Regions from separate parts of the Homo sapiens genome. Here regions 2 and 3 are each linked to region 1. A link is an interaction called in ENCODE POLR2A ChIA-PET data of the cell type or tissue named here. Cell type or tissue: CD4-positive, alpha-beta T cell. All regions are shown on one strand. Each heading gives the region's core, and the rest is flanking DNA. Links, peaks and the distances in the headings are about the cores only. Region 1 overlaps LOC105376367 (a long non-coding RNA gene). Region 2 overlaps LOC107984195 (a long non-coding RNA gene). Region 3 overlaps LOC107984195 (a long non-coding RNA gene).

Region 1 (6,348 bases), core at 449-5,448:
CTTGAGAAGACAAGGAGCGCTTGGCTGGGCTGAAAACGCAAGGGGAGGATAGGACCTTTGCCGAGGGCAGGACGACTTACAGTGACACGAGGAAGGCACGAGTGAGGGTAGCAACGCCGTGTGCAGGCAGTCACAGTGTTGGAAAAACCAGGATGTTCCTAAACAAATCTTTTCACTTTCTAATGGAGTGTGAGGAAGGATTGTTAGCAGAGAGTGTGTACCTCTGTTGGGGAGGCCTGTGGAGTGAGGCAGAGACAGTGAAGGTGCAGGGAGCTGCAGGTGGGAGTGTGGGTGCACCTAAGATCAGGGCCTGAACAAAGTGAAGCTGTCATCACAGTGGCAGGAAGGGGGAGGCTACCTTCCCTTCCTGATTCCACTGCTGAGTTACAGGCATGGTTGGGAGCCTAATCCTAACCCTAACCCTAACCCTAACCCTAAACCTAACCCTAACCCTAAACCCTGACCATAACCCTGAAGCCTTACTATGACCCTAACCTTAACCCTAATGCTTAACCCTAACCCCAACTCCAACCCCTAAGCTTTAACCCTAACCCCTAACCCTAACCTCTAACCCTAACCCTAATGCTAACCCTCGGTGGGTGTGGATGACATTTTGACCAGGGTTGGGATTTGCCAGGGGAGTTCAGCCAGAGAGAGTTGGGCAAGGTGAGATGAATAATATTTCAGCTAGGATCAGATCAGGTTCTTCTCCAAGTAACAAAGACCAAAACTAAAGGGTCTTGAATACAATTGAAGGGTTTTTGTTATTATTATTCTTTTTTGTTTTTTGAGACAGAGTCTCACTCTGTCACCCAGGCTGGACTACAATGGTGCGATCTTGGCTCACTGCAACCTCTGCCCCCTGGGTTCAAGCAGTTCTCCTGCCTCAGCCTCCTGAGTAGCTGGGATTATAGGTGTGCACCATCACACCCAGCTTTTTTTTTTTTTTTTTTTTTTTTTTTGTATTTTTAGTAGAGACAGGGTTTTGCCATGTTGGCAAGGCTGATCTCAAACTCCTGACCTCAGGTGATCCAACCTCCCCAGCCTCCAAAAGTGTTGGGATTACAGATGTGAGCCACAGCACCCAGCCTGTTGTTGTTTCTTTCACATTAAAATCAGGAGGTGGGTGACCAACACAGAGTAGGGCAGCCCAGGTACATGTGTTCCTGAGACACCCAGACTCTGCCATCCCTAACTTTTACCCTCATGGCCCAAAGAGGCGCCCAGAGCACCAGCCATCACATCCACGTTCCAAGCAGCAGGATAAGAAGGGACACAAAAATGAAGTGGAAAAGACATGTTTTAAGGGATATTCCTGGAAACCATCAAATGACACTTTCCTTCATGGTTAGCTTCAATATAGAGAATCTATTCTGCCCAGTCATTTGTCAAGATAAACCTGGGGGCTCTATTTCTATGGAACATCAGTAGGAAGGGCAGGGAGGGGAAACCACTCATCTTCTTAGGGAAGATAACAGTGGGTGAGGAGAAAGAATGAGGCTGATGGATTGAGGCATCGGTGAGTTCAAAGATTTGCTCCAGCTGAAGTACAAGATTCCAGGAAGAAGAGATTGTGGTGGACAGGCCTGGGGCCTGCAAAGCTGACATTCTGGTAGCAGCGTTTGGAGTCACAGAAGGGAAGTTATTGGAGGTAAAGAGGCCCATGGGCCCTGGCGGGACTCATGGAGAGCCTGGAAAGAAGTGAGTGTGGGAGGAACATTTTCTCAAAGCGGCCTCTGGTGTTTAGAATGGAAGGAATTTTGGATTCCCCTCTGTCGTCATCCAGCTAAAAATTTTGAAGACTTTTTTTTTTTTTTTTTTGAGATGGAGTCTTGCTCTTGTTGCCCAGGCTGGAGTGCAATGGCACAATCTCGGCTCACCACAACCTCCACCTCCCCGGTTCAAGCGATTCTCCTGCCTCAGTCCCCTGAGTAGCTGGGATTACAGGCATGCACCACCACACCCAGCTAATTTTGTATTTTTAGTAGAGACAGGGGTTCTCCATGTTGATCAGGCTGGTCTCGAACTCCCGACCTCAGGCGATCCGCCCGCCTCGGTCTCTCAAAGTGCTGGGATTACAGGCATGAGCCACCGCGCCCGGCCCACTGAAGACATTTTAATTGTGCATTCATTCACTCAGCAGACATTTATTGAGTTCTAAATATTCTGCTAAGCCTTAAAAATCCGTTAATGAGAGAGCCTTCACCTCTGGTTAACAGACATTGCCAGTTAAACAGACGCTATCAGCCTTGTCCCCCAGCCAGTAGTCAAAGCTGTTGTTAACAACAGTTGCCATCACAACTGATTTTAAAGTTAAACATTCCATCCATTTCTCTAGATATCAAAGGCACACCGTAATAAACTCATCTAGATGCTGCTGTATGGACGGTCACTTTTGCTAACTGATTGAGTTTCGCAGAAGCCCTTGTGTGCTACTGTCACAGCCTTGACTGGCAATTTGTGTGAATACCTGACTCTGAGTCACAGGACGGAACGGATGGATATGTGGTTTTCATCTGACAATTTATTTTTGTGGTGGTTCACTCACTACAGGGCTTTTCAACTGGTGCATAATTTAGGTTAAAGTTTCTGAGCAGCTCTGGACTGCAAAAGGGCCTCCCTTCACTGAGCAGATGTATATGACCCCGTGCTTCTCCGATTCATACCAAACTTCAGAGAAACTCCGGGAAAGGTTCCTTCTGTATTTATGGATGAGAATTATGTGAAGCCTCTACAACCATCGTAGTTCATATCTCCAGAGAGGTAAAGGAATGCTAACAGAACAAGTCACTGAAAAGGGAGACTTGGCCAGTGACAATCAGGCTTCTCAGCTTCCACAGTGGCTGCAAACCAGTTTGAGCAGATTTCTGTTTGGCCCTTTCTCGGTAGGCTCTACCTCATGAACACCAACCTTTGCATCTGGCACGCTCCTTTTTCAAAGGCATGTCATAGCGGTAAAATAATTTAGTTGCAAAGTAGAGTTCTAAAATAGAATACAGTAGAATTTAATAGATTAAGACATTGTGGAATATATTATAATTGAATAGTAGGGATAAAATAGAAAATATCGGAGACTGTGTCTTGCAACATGAGTAAGAGGAGTTTGATGAAATTAGGTGGGAAATCAAAATTCTAGCCAATTGAGGACCAGGGTGGGGTTTAAAGGGAGCAGTCGCTGTCTATACAAATTTCTTATTCCTGTTTTATATAGAAACTGGGAGATTTTCCCCCCTCTCTTCCTTTCTTCTTTTATCTTTTCTTCCTTCATTTCTTTCATTTTTAAACTTTCATTCTTTTTTCTGTTCTTTTTATCCATCCCCCCCCTCCCTTTCCCTCCCTCCTTGCTTTTTTTCTTTCCTTCCTTCCTTTTTCTCTTTTCTTTTTCTTTCTTTCTTTCTTTCTTTCCTTCCTTCCTTATTTCTTTTCTTTCTTTCTTTTCTTCTTTCTTTCCCTCCCTCCCTCTCTCCTTCCTTCCTTTCTTCCTTCCCTAGCTCCCTCCCTCTTTCTTTCTCTTTCTTTCTTTTTCTCTCTCTCTCTCTCTCTCTTCCTCCACCTCTCTCTTTCTCTTTTAATGAGTCACAGAAAAAAAATCTTTTTAATCTTCTTTTTCCTTTTGTGCTGTGATTTTTAACACCCAATTCTAAGAAAGCTCTGTAATCTTTAGGAATTAGGGATACAGCTTCCAGTAAACTTTCTTTCATTTAGTTACAAATAATTCAATTATAAACCTCAAAGTTTCTGGTTTCTCCGTGTTAGACTCTACTACCTTTGCAGACCACTAAGCCTTTGTTTTAAAAGTCATTTTACAGCTATATCCCCTCTCCCAAAAATAAAATAAAAATTTATTTTTACAAGTCTAATAATAAGTGTTTGAATCAAATTCACTGACCTGCAAAGCAAACTAGAATAAGAACTGAATTTAAAATTCAGAGAAAAGAAGCAGTGGTGTATCAGAGAAAAGGATAGAGATACGTTAGAACAAAAGCAGACAGTTCTTGTCCTTATGGAGTTTACAGTCAAGAAGGAAAAGCACACGAAGTGAAGAACTGGAAAGACAAATGTGCTGGTACTGATGGGGGAGGCTGCACATAAATGGGGCAGGGAATGTCGGGGGAAAACTCTCTGACTTTTCCTCTTATGGTTGCGTAAACCTAAAACTTCTCTAAAGCATAAAATCAGCCAGGCATGGTGGCTAATGCCTATAATACCAGCACTTTGGGAGGCCAAGGCGGGCGGATCACTTGAGCCCAGGAGTTCAAGACCAGCCTAAGCAATATGGTGAAACCCTGTCTCTACAAAAAATACAAAAATTAGCCAGGTGTGGTGGCATGAGCCTGTAGCCCCAGTTACTTGGGAGTGTGAGGCAGGATGATCGCTTGAGAGGTGGAGGTGGAAGTTGCAATGAGCTATGATCAGACCACTGTACTCCAGCCTGGGGACAGAGCCAGACACTGTCTTAATAAAATAAAATAAAATAAATAAAAAGAATAAAATCTATTAAAATGAAAACAAACAAAAAATAGCAACAGCAAAAAAAAAAATGTAAAACTATAATCATGAAAGAAACATAGAGAGGAGCCAGAAAGGGGTGTATTTTGGTGACCTGACCTAATTTTTTCTGTGGAAGCTCGGATCTAAATGAAGAGTTAGTGTTGGCCAGGCAAATGGCTCAATGTTCTGGACACAGGCAAGGTCATGCCCAGAGCCCAGCGGTAGGAGAGGATGGGGCTTGGCACGTTGGAGGATGACCAGGGGGCCAGTCCGGTGGGATGTGGAGAGGGTGGAAGGGAGGCTGAGGGAGGTGGCACTAAATTGGGGCTAACAGCGATGGGCGATTATCAGAGATTTTTAAGAAGGTAAATGCTCTAATAACATTGACTTTTTTAAAACAGTTTGCCCCACTGTGTTTTATTTACAGAGGTATAATTTGCAGTGAAGTGCACAAATCAGTGAAATTTTACGTATGCAACCTTTATCACTCACCACCCAAACCAGAGTGGTGTCTTCCCAACACCCCAGGGCCTCTAGTCCTTTTCCAGCGTTGCCTGAAGACACAAACTACTGATGGCTGCATCCACATGACTGACTTCAAACACAGCACGCTGCAGGAGAAAAGCCGGATACGCGCGTGGAAAGTGGGTGGCTCCACCACCCTGCTGTTCAGGTTTTCTTTCTGAAAGTTCTTTTGGCTTTATTATGGAATAGAGGTTACAGAAAGGCAAAAGCTTTGGCCGTAGCGGGTGGGAAGATCTTCCTTACCCTGGAGGAGGAAGTAGGGTCTCCGTAATGTATGTGTGGTACTCAGGGCTCCCGGCAGCCCGAAGCCAGAGTGTGTCCTCACCCTGCCCCGGGTCAGCCCTGTGACCTGGAGGGAGCAACTGAAAAGCTCTGGGCCTCGGATTCCTCATCTGTGAAATGGGGATGCTAACAGTGCTACCTCCTCTGGTTGGTTTGTGGCAGAGGACACATGAGGCAACCTGTGTAAAATGCTTGGAGGGTGGCCAGTGTGGTTACCATGGAGATTGACTGGTACCGTCTTCCACATCCTGTGTTGACTAAGCGCGCACACCAGAATACAGTTCCAAACGATTATCAAACATGAATACAATTCAGAAAATAAACATGCAGCAAAACTTGCCATAAAGATTGCATGAAACTATCACTTTAAGAAAAATACATTAAAAATTACCTTAAATACCGAAAAGTACTTTTGTAAGTAAGGATCAGTCCAATAAATTTAACCTGTATTTGAATCAGTGTAAAACAACTTGGTTTATAATTTTGTCTTCATCGAGTGGGGGTGACTTTTGTAGCTTCTGTCACTGCTGCCTGGAGTATAGAATTAAACACCTTTTTGCAGAAAAAGCCTCCAGCTGTTTTTTTTTTTTTTTTTTTTTTTTTTACTCTCAGATAATATGGGGTGATTTTTAAAAGACCTGAGACACACAAAATGCTACCTTTTGTAATGCTTTAGGAGGAGGTCTTCAGAAAGTATGAACCAAACGCAAAATAAAAGATTTTTTTTTTTAAACGTTATAAGCACTGCACACGGATGAACTCTGCCAGGCTGGTGGGATTCTTTCTGATTAGATGACTGAATTTTATTTTTGGATTTTCCCCTTTTGCTGTATCCTTTTTATTTCTTAAAAAAGGAAAAAGGGTTAGCTGCCTGCTAGTGCACAGTTCTGCCTTTTACAGAGAAATCTGAAATCCAGGCCAGGGAGAAAAAGATGCTTTTATCCCTCCAGTGTTCGCAGCGTGAAGCATTTGGCGTTCACTCTGCAGCCCTCCTGAAACCAGATCTTCAGTGACCCGGGGCTCAGCCTGGGTGGTGCTGAACAGTGACCC
Region 2 (6,348 bases), core at 686-5,685, 84 kb after region 1:
GCCTGGTGCCCCTGGTGCAGGCAGCCAAAGAACTGGAATCTGACTCAGGGGCAGAGAAATGGGTTAGTGGGTGAACCCAACATCTCTGCTCACTGTTGGTCCTTGAAGCTTTTCTTCATCTCATCATGGGGACCTCAACAAGGAAGGTGCCCAAGGCAAGGATGGTGGTGGGGGACCTGAGTGCCATCCCCACTTCTGGATCCAGTGTTCAAACACCCACAGTGGTGACATCATCTCTGCATCTGTACAGTGCACAGGGTGTGTGGTTAGAGCAGGAGTTGGAAGGAACGGGGAGGGAACAGTCATAGCTTCCAGTCCCATCTGCTTCTTGTCTCTATGCCCAGAACCTGACCCTGGAACAGGACTGAGCAGGTGCCTGTGTGCACAGAAGACCTTGTGTGAGTCCTTTGGTACCACGTTTGCTGCACGAATGTCTGAGACACCTCACAGTCGCTTGGTTCAGCCTCTCCCTCCTCTCTCCGCTGGGGAACATCATCCCTCATCACTGGAAGAAATTACAAGGATTGTGTAAACAATTACAAGTATTCTACAAACAGTGAGCATGCTGGTTTGGCCCATCTATTTGTAAGAAAAAACATGGGGTTTTATGGCAATGAGTTACAGCTCTGAACTCCTGGCACAATCACAAATATCCTCAGCACAAAACACCAAGTGTATGTCTCCCTTCTGTCCTAAAAGGGTAGTGTGTGCAACTCATTGATGGGGCTCCCATTTCATTTTTGAAAGATCTGCTCACTGATAATACCAGTGAGATTGTTTTCACCAAGATCTATGACATACAAATAAACTGTTGCTTCAAAAGCATCTAGCGGCCAATTGCTGATCATCCAAGTGACAAAAAGCTAACTACTTCATTCCTAATTATTACTGCACACTGCTCACAAGCATCTCTCAATCCGTTACCAATTTTATCCTTGACTCCTGATGAAACACAAATCTCTTTGATCAGGTTATCACATGGCATAGGTGCAATGGTGGTTGCTTCAGGGGAAATAATTTAATTCAAGTACTTTGCAGTTTGCTAGGTGCCCTGGGGCATAGTATTCTTTGGGCCTCCTAAGGTTCTGATGGTGATGAACTGATTTAACGTATAGAATAGTTTTTAAATGTGAAGTGCTACAGGGACCACTATGCAGGGAGCTGAAGGGCTATTGAGCTGGACACTTGAGCATTGGCTGCATTGAATGATAAATATTGCACAATATTTCTCTTCCTCAAAATAGAAAATGACAATGGAAAACTTTTAATAATGTCAACATTGGTGACTAGAAATACATATGTGCCTCCTTATGAAAGCAGGGGTGGTGACTGAATAGAATTGTTTTGTTTTTAGAGAACGATGTTTTTCTTTTTGTTTTTTCTTCTTTTATAGTATTTTACTTAAAAATCCAAGTAATAGTATTCTACTGTATTGCCTTGAAGAAGTAAATTGAGAAAAGTCAGAACACTTATGTATTTTTATTTAAAAACGAACGTTTTAGTCAGCACCCAATGCAACAAAAGCAAACTAGAAATTGCATGTCAGCAATAAAATAACCAGGTTCTTAGAAGGGCGGCCTAAGTCAGCTCTACAGATTCTCACCTTTGCTGATTTAGCCGCATGGAACCTAATTAATGGGTAGATTATACATTTGCTCAACAAGTATTAATGGAGGTACTTGAATGAACTGACAGGGCCCAGCCTTATGCAGTGGTCCTCAAAGGCTTGTTCATATCTTGATTTGGACATCAAAAGAGAAGGCCGTCGCAGGAAATCGGAGACCTTGAGCCTTTACATGTCCACCTCAGAGACTAGACGTAACTGCCTGCTAGAAATAGTGGCGTGAGGAATGCGAAAGGGAGAAGTTGTTTGAAGGATCTCAGACTCCATGCCGTGTACTTTGAAGATGAGCTTTAGAAATTGCACATCAATAGTTACTGCAGAAGGAGCAATAGGAACTGAGAACATCTCACGCGGCTTAGTGCGACCGATAAACACCAGCTGAAGCTTGTGTCCTGCACAATAAACCTTATTTGCTGATCTCTGAAGGTGCAAAGCAGGGCACTACTGCTCAGCAGCCTCTGATGACGGTGAGGAAGGCAGAATGGCGTTGGTGACATCTGCGTCCAGTAGGCCAGGCTCCAGAGATTCATGGTCCCAAGTGCAGATCCAAGTCCAGACGCTTGTAGGAAGCCTGCTCCCCGCTGCTGGGAAATCCCAAACTTAATTTTGCAGGCCTCCGAGATTTAGATAAGCGTTTGTTTATTTCAAGTAGCATCCTCAAGTCTGTACTCTGATCGGCACTACAAATATTTTACCAGACAATGATATGCTGTGTTTAAGTTGCATGTAAACACTGTGGAATCCATATTTATTTTAGTTTATTTCTTCCATTTGTTGATAGAGTGATGCAATAGGAAGATTCCTTCTTAAGAGGAAAAAATATTTTTGAATTAATTTTTATAACTTTAAATTAAGTCCACTTTAATAGAAACAATACCTTATTTAAAACCGTAAGTTATTCTTTGTAAAAATATTCTTCTCTTCATTTTCAAGCAATTGATATTACACACGAGGAGATCTCAAGTTAAACTTTTATTCCAAGAAATGAACTGAAGGGTTATTTAGTTTATTTTAGTTATTTGCTGTTACGTACTATGTGCCTCTGTTTCTAAATCATGATTGCTGCCTACAGATAGAAATATTTATTATAAACTAAGCAATAAGCTGCACAATTTGACCCATTTTGATTTTATGTATCTATTGGAAATGAATGGGATATACTGCCTAATTTGGAGGAAAGCTTGCTGATTAAATTCTAGTAATAGGGACTAGGCAGGCACTAGGAATAATAGTCTATGATAAATATAGAAGAAAACAATTTTAAAATCACTGAAAGTAAGTTAGTCATTTTAAAAAGGATACCACTGACATCAATTTCTAGTTTGTTGATTATGTCAAAGCAGTTTCCTGTGTCATTGTTGATCTCTTTAGAAAAATAAAGGAAAAAACCGATGTCAGGATATATTTTCAAAGGTAAATTATTTCCTTAATATTTTTGTCTCTTGGCCAGGCACCGCGGCTCACACCTATAATCCAAGCACTTTGGGAGGCAGAGGCAGGCAGATCACCTGAGCTCAGGAGTTCAAGGCCAGCCTGGCCAACATGGTGAAACCCTGTCTCTACTAAAAATACAAAAATTAGCTGAGCATGGTGGTGGGCGCCTGTAATCCCAGCTACTCAGGAGGCTGAGGCAGGAGAATAGCATGAAGCCGGGAGGCAGAGGTTGCAGTGAGCCAAGACAGCGCCATCGCACTGCATCCTGAGCAAGAGCGAAACTCTGTCTCAAAAAATATATGTGTGTGTGTGCATGTGTGTGTGTGTGTGTGTGTATATATATACGTATATATATATACGTATATATATACGTATATATATATACGTATATATATATACGTATATATACGTATATATATATACGTATATATATACACATACATATGTCTTTTACTTTTTACCCCATATTAATTTAAGCATCCACATTTTAATATGTCAGACAGAATATTGAATGCTTTTAGTTTTTTTCACTTTCTCTAACCCCTACATAAAGAAAAATATCTGCTTTTTGTAATACCTTTATATCTTCAGGGTAAAATAATTATTTAGTTCCAATCATCTTTGTACACAAAGATTTATATGTTAACAAGCTGAATTCCTGCTTCATCTGGAGGACTGCACAGTGTATCTGAGAGAGGATTTTCAGGAGGCCAGAAAATCAAGCTGGAGGGATTTTCAGCGTGTTGGGAGATTGCTACCTGTTTTAAGTCAGGCCATTGCCACGTCTTTTTCCCCACCTTGGAGACTTCAGGTAAATTGCTAAATTTCAGGTAAATTGCTAAAATTGTGCTCCATAAGACTTTTCCTACCAGGAAACTGGTAGATTTAATTAACAGGGATCCATAAGGAGATTCTATTCTCACTGGTTTGTGTTTTGAATCTGATGTCCAGTATTAGAGAATCATATTTCTACACTCTTAGGAAGCTGAGCTAAACATGTTTGGGGAATCTCATTTATCCATTGTTTAAGAGGGTTTCCAGCCAGCCAAGTGTTCAAATCAGGACAGTGAGAAGAGGCAGTGCTGAGGAGTACCCCAGGGGTCAAAGTTTGCATCCTGGCTGGCACTGTGCGTTCGAAATCAGGACCAAAAGACAGCTCTGTGTTGGAATGAAATGTCACTTGGACATTTTATATACTTTATCATATAGAGTTTCATATTATGCATTCTAATGCATAGAGATGGAGGTAGTCAAAGCAACATATTTTTGTAAGTATTTCTATTTCTGTGTTGAAACAGAGTGTTATGAGTTTTAGTAGTGGTGGTATTAGGCTGAGAGTGAGCCAGCAGAAGGTGTGCTAGTCAAGTCTCTTTGGTTGCATATAACTCAAACCAGATCATGTAAGGGTTAGGAAAGGAATGGGTCAAGAGAGGCACTGACTATAGGGACAATCAGATGCCAACAGGAATGAACTGCTGATTACTCAGATTTTGACTTCTGGGTTGGATTTTCTGTAAAACTACATTGGTTCATAGCTGCCAACATCTCTGGACTCCTAAAAGGACCTTTTTTTGGGACGGAATCTCACTCTGTCACCCAGGCTGGATCTCTGCTCACTACAGCCTCCACATCCTGGGTTCAAGCAATTCTACTGCCTCAGCCTCCTGAGTAGCGGGGACTACAGGCATGCGCCACAACGCCTGTATAATTTTTTTTTTTTAATTTTTAGTAGAGAAGGGATTTCGCCACATTGGCCATGCTGGCCTCGAACTCCTGACCTCAAGTGATCCACCCGCCTTGGCCTCCCAAAGTGCTAGGATTATAGGCATGAGCCACCACGCCTGGCCAGGACTTCTGAGTTTCAATTTGGAAATTTCAGAAAATCACAGGGCAGCTTCCCACTGGGACATGGCCCTGTGGCCCCTGCAGTGGACAGCTACCTTGGGGAGAGGGGCTGTTACTGCTCTGTTGTATGAAGTGCTTACCTTTCCTCCAATTACTATAGCCAGACAGGGGGACAGCAGAGGGTGAGGTGGAGGGTTGACTAGTCCAGTCCGGGATACCAGGACACCCTTGTGAGAAGGGGAGCCACTCCCTCTATTTCTCTCTGCAGCATATCAGAATGTCACTCATCTCCCACCACGCTTACCCAGGATTCACCATGCTGCTTTCTTGCCTGGCCTTGCTTGAGCGCTCTCTGGCCTCAGTATGCTCAGTGCACAGCATTAACTCCCATCTTCCAAGTCTTGACCATGCAATCAGAAGAGACATGGAGAACCTACCATGAGCCAGACACTTTTTCTACCCGTTTCCGTGCAATACTTCATTTTGGTTTTACAACATTCCTTCTGGGTAGGATGCACAGTTTATTTACATTTTATAGATAAAATTATTGAGGTGTCAAAAGGCTGAGTGGTTTTCCCAAAGCTACAACCTTGTACATTTTGGAGACAGGCCTGAAACTGTTGGAGGGGTTCAGAGCCCACCTCCTTCTCTTCAGCATCACTATGCACCACGGCTGGGCCAGCCCTGGTCTTGAGTCTCGTAGAAGGTCTCTATTTGCATTAAATGTTAACAAGAAGCCGTCATAGAAGATCCTCCTTCTGTTGGTTTCTTTTCTGCTTGGACTCTGGCATAGTAAAAAAATTCACACACAACTCATTTTGAAAAACCAAATGAAACAAAACAAAGGTCCTCTTAGTCATAGCATCAAAACTGAAAGTTAGTGAAGGGCTTAGAAATTCACCCTGACTTTACACAGGAGGTAATAGCCACTGGGAATACCGAGTAACTCCCCTTCCACCCACACCAGATGGTTTCTGGTGGAGCCAGGACAGCGCTCCTGCCCCAGGACCTCAGGACGAGGACGAAGTCCTGGGCTCTGTTGGAACACAGCATAGGATAATTCTCACAGCTGGGTGGGCCTGGGAGGCAGGAGGCAGATGTGTGCTGAGGGCCACCTGCCAGATTTAGAGATGGAGCACGGATGGATTGAGAAGAGGTTCTGAGACAGAAGTATTGCTCTAAGGATCTGGCGTAGACAAATAGACCCTCCTTGGAAAGATGAGTGGCCCTGGGGTTGTCCCCAAATCTCTGGACCAGCCCAAGCCTATGACTCCCTGCACAAGGGCACCTGCTCTCACTGCGCAAGGATCTCTGGACTTTCTCCTCCAAAGACCTGCTCCTGGAACACAGAGCCCCTCTTCTCCTTCGTATTGGGACCCGCCTGGCCTCACACTAGGAATGTCCCCTGGACAGCAGTTTGAAGGCCCTATGCTCGCTCACTGCAC
Region 3 (6,348 bases), core at 625-5,624, 130 kb after region 1:
ACAGCTTTCAAAAGGCCAAATTACTAAAACCCTCCATTGTAAACATGGGCTCTAGTAAGAGTAAACCAGACCCACCTCCACCAGCTTTCAGCACAGCTCTAGAGCAAGGCCAAGAGAAGCATCTGCCGCAGCCAAGCCCACCTATGTACTAAGCCATGCAGCCACCCACTGCCTCACCCACCTATGTGCTGAGCCACGCAGACGCCCACTGCCTTATCTTAAGTCCTAGGGTGGAAGGTTCTAATCACAGCCAGCCCTTCACCATTCTCAACAGACTTTAATGACCCACAGGAAGCTCCATGATCAAGTCTTCTTCTGCCCTCTTTCTCTAACTGCAAAAAGACTGCATAAGATCAGAAGCATGACAGAAAACATCCACAGGGGCATTTCTGATGTTTTTCTGCGCATGGTTTCTGGTGGTCTGCATTGGATAATCTTAAAGGTTTCAGTAGACATCTAAAAATATGAAAGCATCCTGTGGAGGAATTCCAGAGGCTTGCATTTCTTTTCCCGCATTCTTCTGTAGAGATTCCTTCCACGTTTGCTGTGTTTGTGTGTGTGTTTGGATGTATGGCAGGGAAACTTCAAGCTTCTTTGAATTATTTTGCGTTTCCTGCCCTGATAGAGCTGCTACAGGGAACGCTGGGCAGCCATTCACATTCGCGATGTGCTCCAGTGCTCTTCAAAGCATAGTGGAAAACAAAACGGGAAAACCTTCCATTCATGTTTTATTATCACCATGTCTGAATTTCTAAAAGCTGAGGTGTTGTCTTTTATCATGCCTTCTATGAAACACACAACATATGGATCTGTTCATGAGATGTAAAATTTGACAATACAATTTCTTAGCTTTTTATAGAAACCTGACTGTAAAGAAACCATTTTTGGCCGGGCACAGTGGCTTACCCCTGTAATCCCAGCACTTTGGGAGGCCAAGGTGGGCAGATCACTTGATGTCAGAAGTTCAAGACCAGCCTGGCCAGCATGGCGAAACCCCATCTCTACTAAAAATACAAAAATTAGCTGAGCATGATGGTGCATGCCTGTAATCCCAGCTACTTGGGAGGCTGAGGCAAGAGAATTGCTTGCACCCAGGAGGTGGAGGTTGCAGTGAGATGAGATCGTGCCACTGCACTCCAGCCTAGGTGACAGAGTGAGACTCCACCTCCAAAAAAAAAAAAAAAAGACACCATTTTTGGAGTTTTAATTTTATATTTTAAAACTTTGTCAAAGTTTTCAATTGTTTATCATTTTTGAAAGGATTTTCAGCTGGATGCAGTGGCTCACGCCTGTAATCTCGGCACTTTGGGAAGCCAAGGTGGGCAGATCACTTGAGCTCAGGAGTTCAAGACCAGCCTGGCCAACATGGTGAAACTCCAACTCTGTCAAAAATACAAAAATTATCTGGGTGTGGTGGCACATGCCTGTAATCCCAGCTACTTGGGAGGCTGAGACAGGAAAATGTCTTGAACATGAAAGGTGGAGGTTGTAGCGAGCTGAGGTTGCACCACCGCACTCCAGTCTGGGTGACAGAGTGAGACTCTGTCTCAAAAAAAAAAAAAAAAGTTGTGTTTTTTTTTCCCCAATCATCCCACCCTCCACCATGACCAACCCAAAAAATCAGGAATATTTGGAAAATAAACAGGCATTCAACTGATGCAGGACAGGCCAGCCCCAAAGCTGGGGCTTAGCCCAGGAGGGTTCTGGGCTTAGCCCACGAAAGGGAGGCAGAAAGAGAAATAGAAATGGAATCTCTCCCATTTCCCCTGTGCCATTTGAAACTGCCCAAGGGGATAAGTCATCAAATATTCTTGGCAATGACAGATATGGTTGAAATAAAGTTGTAGAAAGAAGAACAGTTTCATCTTAGCATCGAGAATACTGATCATAATTCACAATGCAGTTGCCCCTCCATCACAGGAATGCTCTTTCTGGGATGTGAACTTGGTCTACTCTTGGCTTCTCTCTGCATCCCTGGGCATGTTCTCGGGCACTGACCCTTAGGCTTGCACTGACTCACATCGTGCGGTGAAATCTTCTCCAACACTGCATCTGGAAGCATGGGTCTGCCCCAGCAGAGACCAGTGGGTGACCGATACTGACCCATCACTGACAGATTATTTCATTTGCTTTACCAAAAGCCTTTTTGTTTTACCTCTAGCTCTTTCTAGATGACCTATTAAGTAATAATTGTACCTTTGTAGCTCCCCAGACATGCTTTGTTCTTATCACAAAGACCACATAAAAATATGTAGGTTAGAAAGATTCCTTTGTCCTATTGAATGTCAGATTTAACTCCTTTATTAGAACCATAGCTTTTACTTCTTTAAGCTTTTATTTAAGCTTGCTTGAGTTAGATTTCTATTACTTACCACCGAAAAAAAGGTGTGATTATATATCTTACCTTACCTGATGTTTCCTCTCTTTGAATCCCTTTAACATTCTAATGGATTGGGCCCCTGACTGATTCACGTGAGAAATTATGCAAGGATATAGAGTCATTATAACAACCTTTCCCAGAATTTTTTTTTGGTAAATAATGTATGGTGTTTATTGCAGCCCCTTCTTTCTTTTCTTTAAATATGATAGTGAAAGACTCTAGAGGAAACATATCCACTTCCTAAAGGTAGGACAATGGGCTGAACAGCTTAAGTGTCACAGTCGTTCTTTAAATCTTGGTGTTCTGAAGATTTTTAAAGGCCCATTTAAACCCTCCCATTGAGTACCTAAAATGGCGAGAGTTCTATGTTGTCTGTACGACATCCATTTATTGTCAGTATCTGTTTAGTCTATACAGTTTTCTGATAGTGCTTTGGGAAACCATGTAATATCATGTATGACACGATGCAACATAAACATTCTTCCTAGGGCCTTTTATGCTCATGAATCATGGTGCTTTGCTGAGGAATGGAGGGAAGAACATATTGAGAGGGACTGGAGCTTTTGCTTCTATGTGTGCATTCATCTATCATTCCTCTATCTATCATTTTCCTTCCTTCCTTGAAGATATTGAGCATTCACCAAGAATCCAGAGAGAAGCTTAGTCAGAAGGAATAAAAAACACCACTGGGAGGTGGCACTCCAAATTATTTCCCAAATGCAATCTAACAGGAAGTGGAATAATTCCCATAAATGGAGTTGAGATCCAGTGTTTTCTAAAGGTCTGGTGAGGACAAGCCTGGTTACTCAGCAGGCAACAGAGGCATCACTTGAGGCCATTGCAGCCCAGCTTTGGAAGCCTGGATGAATGTGTCAGTCCAGAAGCTGCCGCCAGAAGTCACACCCAGAGGGGCAGCTTAGAACAACACATGGCAAGAAAAGCTGCTTTTAAAAACTGGAGGCATGGATGACTTCTATAGGCCTCTGCTGAGAGCAAATGCCTTATCAGGTTGGGGAGAGATGCTTAGAGAAAGATAGTGCAGTAAAAAGTCAATATTAAATTGTTTTTCTCTGAAGTGTCCAATTAGATGACTTTGAACAATTGTATATATTCATGTTAGCAAAGCCCAGAATGAGATAAGGGACTTTTTCATTTTCTTAGAAAGTTCCTTCATGGACTCTTCAAACACTGCCTGTGCCTGCATTTGTATTTCATATCAACAGAATCACACCATGTGCACTTTACGTATGACTCCTTTGATTTAACATAGTGAGCTTGAGATTCATCAGGGTGGCTGCCTGTGCATGTGGCTTGTCTTCACTGCTGGCTTGTTCCGGTGAGTGTTTGTCCCAGTTTGCTGATCTCATGACCACTTAGTGCACATGGGGTTGTTTCAGGTTGGGGATATAAGGCACAGGCTTAGGGTGGAGCTTCGTCTCACCCTTTGGATACTCAGGGCTGTGATTGCTCCCTGTGGAGGTGCTTGGCCCAGTCTATGGGTAGGTAAGAAAATTGTAAGCTGCACCCAAAAGGATAGGATGTTTCAGGTGCAGACAGGGTGGGAAAGAAATGCTCCCGGCAGAGGCACACCAGTGTTCCCAGTGCTGAAGCTGGCAAGTCAAGGCACATTCCAGAAACCCAGACAGTGAGCAAGGCCAGAGCTGAGTGTGCAGAGGGGAACGCATGAAGATACAGATAGAGAGGTAAAAAGGAACCAGGCCATGGAGAGCCAGGCGCCCGGAGGCAAGGGAAGGCATTTGAACTTGATTCCCAGGGCAATGACAAGCAACTGAAGTGTTTTAAGTGAGGAAATTATTTGATTCGATTTTCCATTATAGAAAGCTAACAGTTAGGTTACTTTCTGTTTATTTTCTTGTGGTTTTCTCTGGGTATATAGTAAGACTGTTTCACTTTCCTGTTGTTATACATTAAATTTTGTCCCCCTGCCCCCGCAAAAAAAAAACATATATTGGAGTCCTAACCCCCAATACCTCAGAATGTGATTTTATTTGGAGATTGGGTCTTCACAGAGGTAATCAAATTAAAAGAGGTCAGGATGCTTGAGCCGGGGAGGCAGAGGTTGCAGTGAGCTGATAATGTACCACTGCACTCCAGCCTGGGCAGCAGAGCAAGAACCTGTTGCAAATAAAATGAAATAAAGAGGTCGTGAAGGTGAGCCCTAATCCAATATGACTGACGTCCTTAGAAAAAGGGCAAATTCAGACACAGAGACAGACATGCACACACCCACAGGGAACAGGCAGAGTTCAGAGTGATGCTTCCCCAGGCCAAGGAATGAAACAGATCATCAACAAACCATGAGAAGCCAGGAGAGAGCTATGAACAGATTCTCCTGCACACCCTCGGGAAGAGCCAACCCTGCTGACACCTTGATCTTGGACTTCCAGCCTCCGGAACTGTGAGACAATAAACTTCGGTTCTTCTAAGACATTCAGTTTGTGGTACTACATGAAAGCAGCCCCAGAAAACTAAGACACCCGCCCCTCCTTTCCCTTCCGTTCCTTTTAGTTAGGATGACCTAAGAAGAAAATGCTCTCACAAATACAAGTTCTCTGAAAGGATGATCTTTACTGGCAGTCATTTCTTGAGATCCCTGTGAGTTATTGAGATAACACTAGTTCCTTGGAGATTTTGTGTGTTGAACACATACCTGTTTATACCATTAGGTGTTGAACGGCATTGGGGTTCAAACTTTGGATGGACTCTTTCAGAGACATGAATTTGTTTAGTGCTTAGATATAGTGAGAGCTTTTCCAGAAGATGCAGGCATAGGAAACACAGACCTGAAAGGGATGTGACAGTCCTGACTCTTATGTATTTATTTATTTATTTATTTTGAGATGGAGTCTCCCTCTGTCACCCAGTCTGGAGTGCAGTGGCATGATCTCAGCTCACTGCAACCTCCTCCTCCTGGGTTCAAGTGATTCTCCTGCCTCAGCCTCCTGAGTAGCTGGGATTAGAGGCACTTGCCATCAAACCCAGATAATTTTTGTATTTTTGGTAGAGACAGGGTTTCATCATATTGGCCAGGCTGGTCTCGAACTCCTGACCCCAAGTGATCTGACGCCTTGGCCTCCCAGAATGCTGGGATTACAGACATGAGCCACCACACCCTGCCGACAGTCCTTACTCTTAATCCAGATAAGTCTGAGGCTCAACTCCCACCTTCAAGCGTCTTAACCATTGACTCTCCATCCTGAAGAATTCTTCAAAAGAAGCTGAAACCTCCCTGAGAAGTTCAATTTTATTTTCAGAGAATACTGGCCATTATAGAAGGTCCTTCCTTGTATTAGCCAGAAAATCTATTTGTGCACAGCCTGAGCTATTCCTCCCAGTTCTGTTTTGTGGCCCCAGAACAAGCAGGGTTCATCGTTGTCATGGCAAATTGCTGGCTATCTGAAGTTAGGTATCAGGTGCCTCTAAACTTCTCTTTCTGAGATCAAAGACTTAGACTTTCTTTAGTCATCTTGTGCCATACACTCCCTTGTCCTCTCTTTAGTTCTGTTTTTCTCTGAACAGGTCCCAGAGCCAGGGTTCTGATTCGATTGTCTGCTCAGAAATGAACATGATCTTTGGTTGGCTGTCTGAGTGGCACTCAGTGGCCCAGACATCTCCTGTCTTGTTCTGCTTCCATATTTCCATTAATCTAACTCTGGCTTATATCGAGTGTTTTGGTGTACGTATCTCAAAGCTGACTTAAACTGAATTTGGAATGATTGCAGTCTAACCCAGACAGATACGACTGTTAAAACTACTGAACAGAGGCACTCTGGCTGGAGTCCGAGAGGCAAGCCTCATGGCACAGGCGGCAATGCCAGCTGCTTGCATGCGACAATAGCAACTTCCTCACTTAATCCTCAGCCTCCAAGCTCTATTCCTACCTAACGGCCCAAACAGGCTGGGAGAGGGTGGTCAGATAGAACTTTCTGCGTGAATGGAAATTTTCC

What was found. Peaks named below come from ENCODE experiments on the same cell type or tissue, not always from the same donor. Only the 100,000 strongest peaks of a DNase experiment are listed, where the experiment ranks them.
Region 2: POLR2A ChIA-PET joins it to region 1 with 5 read pairs; 2 of 35 experiments call an interaction of 5 or more read pairs at or near these places.
Region 3: POLR2A ChIA-PET joins it to region 1 with 5 read pairs; 3 of 35 experiments call an interaction of 5 or more read pairs at or near these places.

What each region holds. Positions count from the first base shown.
Region 1 is chr10:3,943,591-3,949,938 of GRCh38, forward strand. LOC105376367 (a long non-coding RNA gene) reads left to right here. Exons shown (of 3, transcript XR_930585.3): 2 at 2,554-2,763; 3 at 4,919-5,767. Among named protein-coding and RNA genes, the nearest start is that of LINC02660, 35 kb to the left of the region's middle. In CD4-positive, alpha-beta T cell, for the core only: no CTCF peak of the experiment used is centred there; DNase peaks (open chromatin) are centred at 2,471 and 2,831; H3K4me3 peaks cover 1,118 bases; H3K27ac peaks cover 2,764 bases.
Region 2 is chr10:4,027,835-4,034,182 of GRCh38, forward strand. It overlaps LOC107984195 (a long non-coding RNA gene), which reads left to right. Exons shown (of 10, transcript NR_176060.1): 2 at 3,692-3,869. Among named protein-coding and RNA genes, the nearest start is that of MIR6078, 40 kb to the left of the region's middle. In CD4-positive, alpha-beta T cell, for the core only: no CTCF peak of the experiment used is centred there; no DNase peak of the experiment used is centred there.
Region 3 is chr10:4,070,938-4,077,285 of GRCh38, forward strand. The region is part of intron 4 of LOC107984195 (a long non-coding RNA gene); the gene reads left to right. Among named protein-coding and RNA genes, the nearest start is that of MIR6078, 83 kb to the left of the region's middle. In CD4-positive, alpha-beta T cell, for the core only: no CTCF peak of the experiment used is centred there; a DNase peak (open chromatin) is centred at 3,704; H3K4me3 peaks cover 1,084 bases; H3K27ac peaks cover 1,026 bases.